Linked DNA regions of Homo sapiens: region 2 is linked to region 1. A link is an interaction called in ENCODE POLR2A ChIA-PET data of the cell type or tissue named here. Cell type or tissue: PC-9. All regions are shown on one strand.

Region 1 (4,000 bases):
TTGAGACAGAGTCTCACTCTGTCGCCCAGGCTGGAGTGCAATGGCACGATTTCAGCTCACTGCAAACTCTGCCACCCAGGTTCAAGCAATTCTCCTGCCTCAGCCTCCCGAGTAGCTGGGATTACAGGCGCCTGCCACCATGACTGGCTAATTTTTGTAGTTTTAGTAGAGACGGGGTTTCACCATCTTGGCCAGGCTGGTCTTGAACTCCTGACCTCGTGACTCACCCTCCTGGCCTCCCAAAGTGCTGGGATTACAGGCGTTAGCCACTGCGCCCGGCCCCCAGAGTATTAATATTTATTATGTATTCTTCCCAATCTTTTTATATGCACAAAATATACACACAGTTTGGGTTTATGTGCTTTTCACAAAATAAAGTTACTGCTAAACTTACTGCTTTACAACTTTTGGAAAGGTTTTTCTCTAGTTCAACAATGTATCATAGACATTCTCCCACTTCAGGGCCCACAGATCTATCTCTATGTCTTGATTTAAAACTGCATGGTAGTCCATTGATGCATATTTTGTTGTTGCCAACTTTTCTCTACTACTAATACTGCTGCCATGAGCATCTTGTATGTATATGTTGTCCATTTGTCATGAGAATATATTCTGATTTCCTTTCTTGTTTTTCCGGGTATAACTGGTCCCCTATCTCCTAAGGGCAACAAAGCATCCTAATCCTTTACTAATTCCCATACGCCATATTCTCAGTGATTACATGTTAAGTCACATCTTTAAATACTTATCCTAATCGATTCCTCAACTCCAGTCCTACTTCCCCGAATGCTTAGCAGGCATCCAATCTATTTGGATGCCTGCTACAACATCTATGCCAGAAACTGCCGAATTCCTCCTTTGCAGTGACTGGAATCTTCCTCCCCATTCGCACTACCAACATTCTATGCTTTGGCTTGATCTCTCACACTACAACTATTGTAACAGCCTATTATCTCTGCCTCCAGGTAACTCCTGTCTCCATATTATTACCACAGTGTTTTTTTAATAATAGGCATCATTAAATCACCAAGTATTTGAGTGCCTACATTCAAATGCATAAATGCTAAACAGAATACAAAGTAATTTAGTAAGGTTCCTATCCTCAAGAATACTGTAAATACCTGCTTTGAAAACTTTCATTTAAAAAATAAAATAACTGGGCATAAAGCAGAGATTGAGACCTGTAGTCCCCTGGTGGTCCGCAGATTAAACCTAGCCTACAAAGTATAGGCGCAAATACCGTTTTAGATTCTAATTAATGAAAAACACTTAAAATCCAAGTTTAAAAATCATAAAAAGGGCTGGGTGCGGTGGCTCATGCCTGTAATCCCATCATTTTGGGAGGCTGAGGCAGGTGGATCACCTGAGGTCAGGAGTTCGAGACCAGCCTGGCCAACATGGTGAAACCCCGTCTCTACTAAAAATACAAAAAAAAAAAAAAAAAAAAAAACTAGCCGGGCATGGTGGTGGGTGCCTGTAATCCTGGCTACTCAGGAGGCTAAGGAAGGAGAATCACTTGTACCCGGGAGGCAGAGGTTGCAGTGAGCCGAGATCACACCATTGCACTCTAGCCTGGGCAACAAGAGTAAAACTCCATCTCAAAAAAGAAAAAAAAAAATCATAAAAATCCAAATTTCCGCCCTCTTGAAAAATCTAGAAACAGCATCTCAAATAGCAACCATCAGCCAGAATTCTGTATCAGTTTCACCTTAAGCAGGGCATAAGGACTCCTAGACTTCCCCAAGGCTGTTATTATTTCCCATTTTCTCCCCAACCCAAGGTCTAAAGTGTCAGTTGTCATTCAGATTCTTAGAAGCAGCCTACTGTTCATTTAAATTGCTTACCTGCTCCCTGTAAACAGTTTATAACTCCTGGACTACAGGATAAAGCCCAAACTCATGAGTCTGGCATTCAAGAACTATCACAGCTTGGCCTCACCACTACACACAGCCTCTGTTCTAGTCACACAGTCAGAAGCCACCCCACCTTTTACACCTCCTTCCCTCAATAATTTCATTCACATTGCTCCCTCACACACTCATTTTCTTGTCATTCTACTTGGCTAAATCCCACCAATCCTTCAAGGTCTAATTCAAATACTACTTCCTCCAAATCTTTGAGCACCCCTCTAGGCCACAATAAATCTTCCAGGGTTGACTGTTCATCCCAGGACATATTTAGCACTTTGTAGCTCTTTAAATAACATGTACCAAATGAAAGATCTAAAAAGTTACATAGAAGTATAGAAAACTTAAGACTTGTTAAACAATTTTACACTTGTAGATCATATGTAGTTACTGCCATCACAAAATTAACAGCAGAAACAAAGTGAAACAATTTTCCTTTTACCTGAGGCTTTTTCTAGAATATTACAAAGTGCAAAAAGAGCTGTGTCATTTGTTTCTCTCAACTTGTGCTCTTAAGTCCTTCAAATTCTGCAAATAAAGGGATCAACACTTCCAATTATAAATCCAAGATTGGTCTATTACTTTTTTTTTTTTCTTTTTGAGACAGAGTCTCACTCTGTCGCCCAGGCTGGTGTGCAATAGCATGATCTCAGCTCACTGCAACCTCTGCCTCCTGGGTTCAAGCGATTCTCCTGCCTCAGCCTCCCGAGTCACTGGGACTATAGGTGCCTGCCACCACGCCCAGCTAATTTTTGTATTTTTGGTAGAGACGGGGTTTCACCATATTGGCCAGGCTGGTCTCCCACTCCTGACCTTGTGATCCGCCCACCTCAGCCTCCCAAAGTGCTGGGATTACAGGTGTGAGCCACCGTGCCCAGCCTTTCTATTACATTTTCACAGATAACCACCAGCATATATCTACAAGCAATAGCTATAATAAAAAAAGAAATAATCTCAGCCGGGCGTGGTGGCTCACGTCTGTAATCCCAGCACTTTGGGAGTGCCGAGGCAGGCAGATCACCTGAGGTCAGGAGTCTGAGACCAGCCTGGCCAACATGGTGAACACCCATCTCTACTAAAAACACAAAAATTAGCTGGGTGTGGTGGCATGCGCCTGTAATCCCAGCTTTTTGGGAGGCTGAGTCAGGCGAATCGCTTGAATCCGGAGGGCGGCAGCCACAGTGAGCCAGGATCACGCCACTGCACTCCAGCCTAGGCAAGAGAGTGAGACTGTCTCAAAAAAAAGAAAAAAAAAAAAAAACAGAAATCATCTCTATTCTACTTCGTAACTTTTGCCACTTATCCTGCCAACAAGTTCTCAAAATAACCACTGTAGCACAAACATGATAAAGAAAATTTTTAAAGAGAAAAGGAAGAGATTAATCAGCTTTCTGAAATTAAAAGATAAAAATGGACCAAAACAATATAGAAAAAAAAAAGTAAAGGCAAACACAAACTCACACGCTGACTGTAAAGTTTATTCCATGGCAGCTAAAAGTTGTTTGGCCCAAACATCTCACAGATTAAAAACTAAATCACAACCTAACGAGGGTATCTAACACGTCCCCACCAGGCAAGAGTGCAGAGAGACCATCTAATGTTCCTATTTATTTAGAGAGTCTTGCTCTGTCACCTGACTAGAGTGTAGTGGTGTGATGTCCGTTCACTGCAGCCTCAACCTCCAAGCCTCACACAATCTTCTCTCAGCTCAGTCTCCAGAGTAGTTGGGACTACAGGTGCCTACCACCACACCCAGCTAATTTTTTTGTAGAGACAAGGCCTCACTTTGTTGCCCAGGCTGGTCTCAAACTCCTTTTAAATGAGGATTAAGTGATCCTCCTGACTCAGTCTCCCAAAAGTGCTGGGATTACATATATCAGCCACCACACCCATCCTTAATGTCCTTTATAACTGGAAACTGACCAATTTTCACCTTGGAAGGTCAATGAAGTTTCACGAAGCCCCTCCATCATAAACTTAAAGTGACTTAAGTTTACAGAGTTGGACAACCACTATCTACCCAGAGAAACCTGACTGTGGTCTGGGAAACTTTGCAGTTTTGCGGAACAGAGGAATGAGATGAAGCAGTGTGG
Region 2 (4,000 bases), 140 kb after region 1:
CTCCTGACCTCAGGTGATTCACCCGCCTTGGCCTCCCAAAATGCTGGGATTACAGGCGTGAGCCACCTCGCCTGGCCTACAGTTGTTAATCCTTCCAATTCATCCTCTTGAAGCCACTAGAGTAATCTTTTTAACAGTGAAATGCCATGCCATTTCACTTTTTATATCCTTCAGACTGGGTTTAGTAGCTCACGCCTGTAATCTCAGCACCCTGGGAGGCTGAGGCAGGAGGATTGCTTGAGCCAAGGAGTTTGAGACCAACCTGGCAACAAAGTGAGATCCTGTCTCTAACAAAAAACAAAAAGCAAACAAAAAAAAACTTAGCCAGGCTTGGTGGCTCACACGTGTGGTCCCAGCTACTCTGGAGACTGAGCTGGGAGGATCCCTTGACCCCTGGAGGTCGAGGCTGCAGTGAGATGTGATTGTGCCACTGCACAAGAGCCTGGGGGACAGAGCAGGACCCTGTCTCAACACGAAACCAAAAACATCCTTGAATGTCTCCTTCCGCACCTTTAGAGCAGTTGTTTTTCTTTTTTGAGTTTGTTTCACTCTTGTCACCCAGGCTGGAGTGCAATGGCACGCTCTCGGTTCACTGCAACCTCTGCCTCTTCCTAGGTTCTGAAGTTTCTTAGCTAGAATCTTACATCTTTCATCTGGTCTGTCTTACTTTTTTAACCTCATCTCCTGCCATTTTCCACCAAGCACCTGTGCCCACCACCTGCTGGGAATTTTCTGAAAATGCCATGCTTCTCAGAAGCACAGGCTAGATAATTTGCAAGGCTCTTGTTTCAGCTCCCCGGTGAGTTAGTCCCCGTTCTCTGTGAGAAGTACTTTGCTCACTTTCGGGACTTGATGCACCTCTGGCTTCCCGGAGCCCGAAGCCAACTGCGCTGCCACTCTCAAGCTCTGCCCCTTTCACCTGTGCTGCTGTGTCCAGGGTCCTGGGCTTGCTTCTTTGATTCTTGTTAAGAAATCGTTGGCCGGGCGTGGTGGCTCACGCCTGTAATCCCAGCACTTTGGGAGGCCGAGGTGGGTGGATCACAAGGTCAGGAGATCAAGACCATCCTCGCCAACATGGTGAAACCCTACCTCTACTAAAAATACAAAAAATTAGCCGGGCGTGATGGTGGGCACCTGTAATCCCAGCTACTTGGGAGGCTGAGGCAGGAGAATCACTTGAACCCATGAGGTGGAGGTTGCAGTGAGCCGAGATTGCGCCACTGCACTCCAGCCTGGTGACAGAGCAAGACTCTGTCTCAAAAAAAAAAATAAAAAATAAAAAAATCAAGAAGTTTGAGGGTGACAGCAGCAGCAGCACTTTGAAGGGAGCACAGGCGCTCCGAGTGTCAGACTCTGTGACTGCATAGGTCATGTGCCCACGAAGCCACTTTACTTCTTTCTAAACTGTTTGCCATGCTGGAGATGACCTTTCCTATGTTGCCTGCCTGGCGAACTTTTAGTTATACTTCTAGACCAGTGTAGGTAGCTCTTCACCTTTTGAGGTGGTCACTAACCCTTTAAGAATATGTTGGGGCTGGGTGCAGTGGCTCATGAGTGTAGTCCCAACACTTTGGGCGGTTGAGGCAGCTGGATCGCTTGAGCCCAGGAGTTCAAGACCAGCCTGGGCAAAACCTTGTTTCTACAAAAAAATACACAAAAAAATTAGCTGGGCATGGTGGCACCCGCGTGTAGTCCCAGCTACTTGGGAGGCTGAAGTTGGAGGATCGCTTGAGCCCAGGAGGTTGAGAGCCAATATCGCACCACTGTACTCCAGCCTGGTGACAGAGTGAGACACTGTCTCAAAAAACAAACGAACAAAAAAAAGTATGTTGGAAAGTACAGGCCGTCCGTATGCATACAACTTAAGGTTTGGAGCACAACTGAAGAGACCTCATATGCTCTCTGATGCCCATCACCTGAACCTATAGAGGCTCTCTGACTTGAGATTCAGTTCAAATGTCACCCTCTCTATTAAGCTTTTCTGGCCCCTGCTGGGCAGGAGAAAGCACTCCTTCCCCTGTAGGGCCTCATCCACCCCTTTGTTGTTATAATAATCATAATAAATTATAGATAACGGTTACCATTTCCAGAGGGCCCACCATCTGTCAGACACATTTCAGAACTTACTGTAACTTGGCCTGTTAGGCATTTTATCCCCATCTTCACAGATGAGGACCTGAGGTTCAGAGTTTAAGGACCAGAGCTCAAGAAAAGGGGCGGGGCCCCCAAGGACTGCAGAGTGCCCCTCATGGCCGTGGCGCCCCGCCCTCTAGTCACCTGTCCTGCTAGAGTGACTGATCTCATAGCCTGTGCCCTGGGAAGGTGCAAAGATTGTGCCGTGTTCATTTCTGCACTCCCAGTGCCTTTCCAGAAGATGGTTGCTACTAAATGAATGATGTTGGATGAATAAATACTTGACTTTACCCACAGGCCTTTTTTTTGTTTTGTTTTGTTTTTTTTGGGACACGATTTTGTTCTGTTGCCAAGGCTGGAGTGCAGTGGTGCAATCTCAGCAACTTCCACCTCCTGGGTTCAAGCGATTGTCTTGCCTTAACCTCCCAAGTAGTTGGGATTACAGGTGTGTACCACCACGCCCAGATTTTTGTATTTGTATTTTAATTTTTAAAGATTTATTTTATTTTAAAAAATTATTATTTATTTATTTTAATTAATTAATTTATTTTTTGAGATGGAGTCTTGCTCTGTCGCCCAGGCTGGAGTGCAGTGGTTCGATCTTGGCTTATTCCAACCTCCGCCTCCAGGTGTGAGCCACCGTGCCCGGCTACCACAGCTCTTTTTATAGTCCTAGATCAGTCAGTGCTGGGCATCCACCAACGATGACTGGAGAAACCAGAATGTGACTTCCACAAAAGATGCCACATCCTTATATCTGGGCTCTGAGATTCTCTTAGACTTCAGCCACCACCAAGTGACTGCCCACAGATAGCTACGAGTCGAACTACATTAACCAAACTCCGAGGTTACCAGGCCGGAGTATTTCTTTCTCTTCCCTAGAGCATCTTCCTCTTGACCATGGGTTTGCCAGCTCTTCTGTTTTTTTCTCAGGCATTTCTGGTAAGATGGTGGTGGTTTTCTTTTTTTTTTTCTTTTTTGTAGAGAACGGGGTCTCGCTGTGCTGCTCAGACAGGTCTCAAACTCCTAGGCTCCAGCAATCCTCCCGTCTCTGCCTCCCTAAGTGTTGGGATTACAGGAGTGAGCCAATGCACCTGGCTTCTAATGAAGTTTTAAAAATAAGCAAACATGCTGGGCGCGGCGGCTCACGCCTGTAATCCCAGCACTTTTGGAGGCTGAGGCAGGCGGATCACGAGGTCAGGAGATCGAGACCATCCTGGCTAACACGGTGAAACCCCATCTCTGCTAAAAATATAAAAAATTAGCCGGGCGTGGTGGCGGGCGCCTGTAGTCCCAGCTACTCGGGAGGCTGAGACAGGAGAATTGCTTGAACCTGGGAGGCAGAGGTTGCAGTTAGCCAAGATCACGCCACTGCACGCCAGCCTGGGCAACAGAGTGAGACTCCATCTCAAAAAAAGAAAAGAAAAAAAAAAGCAAACACAAATTCTAATCACTTTGGGTGAATATTTGCCCTATAAAGATTACTGTGATCTGGGGTTTAGGTTCCTAAATGTCTTGATATTCAGGTTTAAATGACTTAATATTTGGATTCTTGCTGATTTTTTTTCTGTTTTTATCTGAATGCCTAGTTACAGGGGTGTCCAATCTTTTGGCTTCCCCAGGCCGCACTGGAAGAAGAAAACTGTCTTGGGCCACATATAAAATACACTAACACTAATGATAGCTTATGAGCTAAAAAAGAAAAAAAATCCCAGAAAAACTCATAGTGTTTTAAGAAAGTTGATGAATTTGTGTTGGGCCGCATTCAAAGCATGTCTGCAGCCTGAGGGCCGTGGGTTGGACAGCTTGGCCTAGTAAGTATATAAACTGTACTACGGATGGAATTAGAAATGATTGTGTTTTTCAG

Evidence for each region. Peaks named below come from ENCODE experiments on the same cell type or tissue, not always from the same donor. Only the 100,000 strongest peaks of a DNase experiment are listed, where the experiment ranks them.
Region 2: POLR2A ChIA-PET joins it to region 1 with 5 read pairs; 3 of 35 experiments call an interaction of 5 or more read pairs at or near these places.

Annotation. Positions count from the first base shown.
Region 1 is chr7:152,427,032-152,431,031 of GRCh38, forward strand. All of the region lies in intron 1 of KMT2C (lysine methyltransferase 2C), which reads right to left. Among named protein-coding and RNA genes, the nearest start is that of KMT2C, 7.0 kb to the right of the region's middle. In PC-9, no CTCF peak of the experiment used is centred here; no DNase peak of the experiment used is centred here; H3K27ac peaks cover 629 bases.
Region 2 is chr7:152,566,909-152,570,908 of GRCh38, forward strand. No RefSeq gene overlaps it. Among named protein-coding and RNA genes, the nearest start is that of LINC01003, 100 kb to the left of the region's middle. In PC-9, no CTCF peak of the experiment used is centred here; no DNase peak of the experiment used is centred here.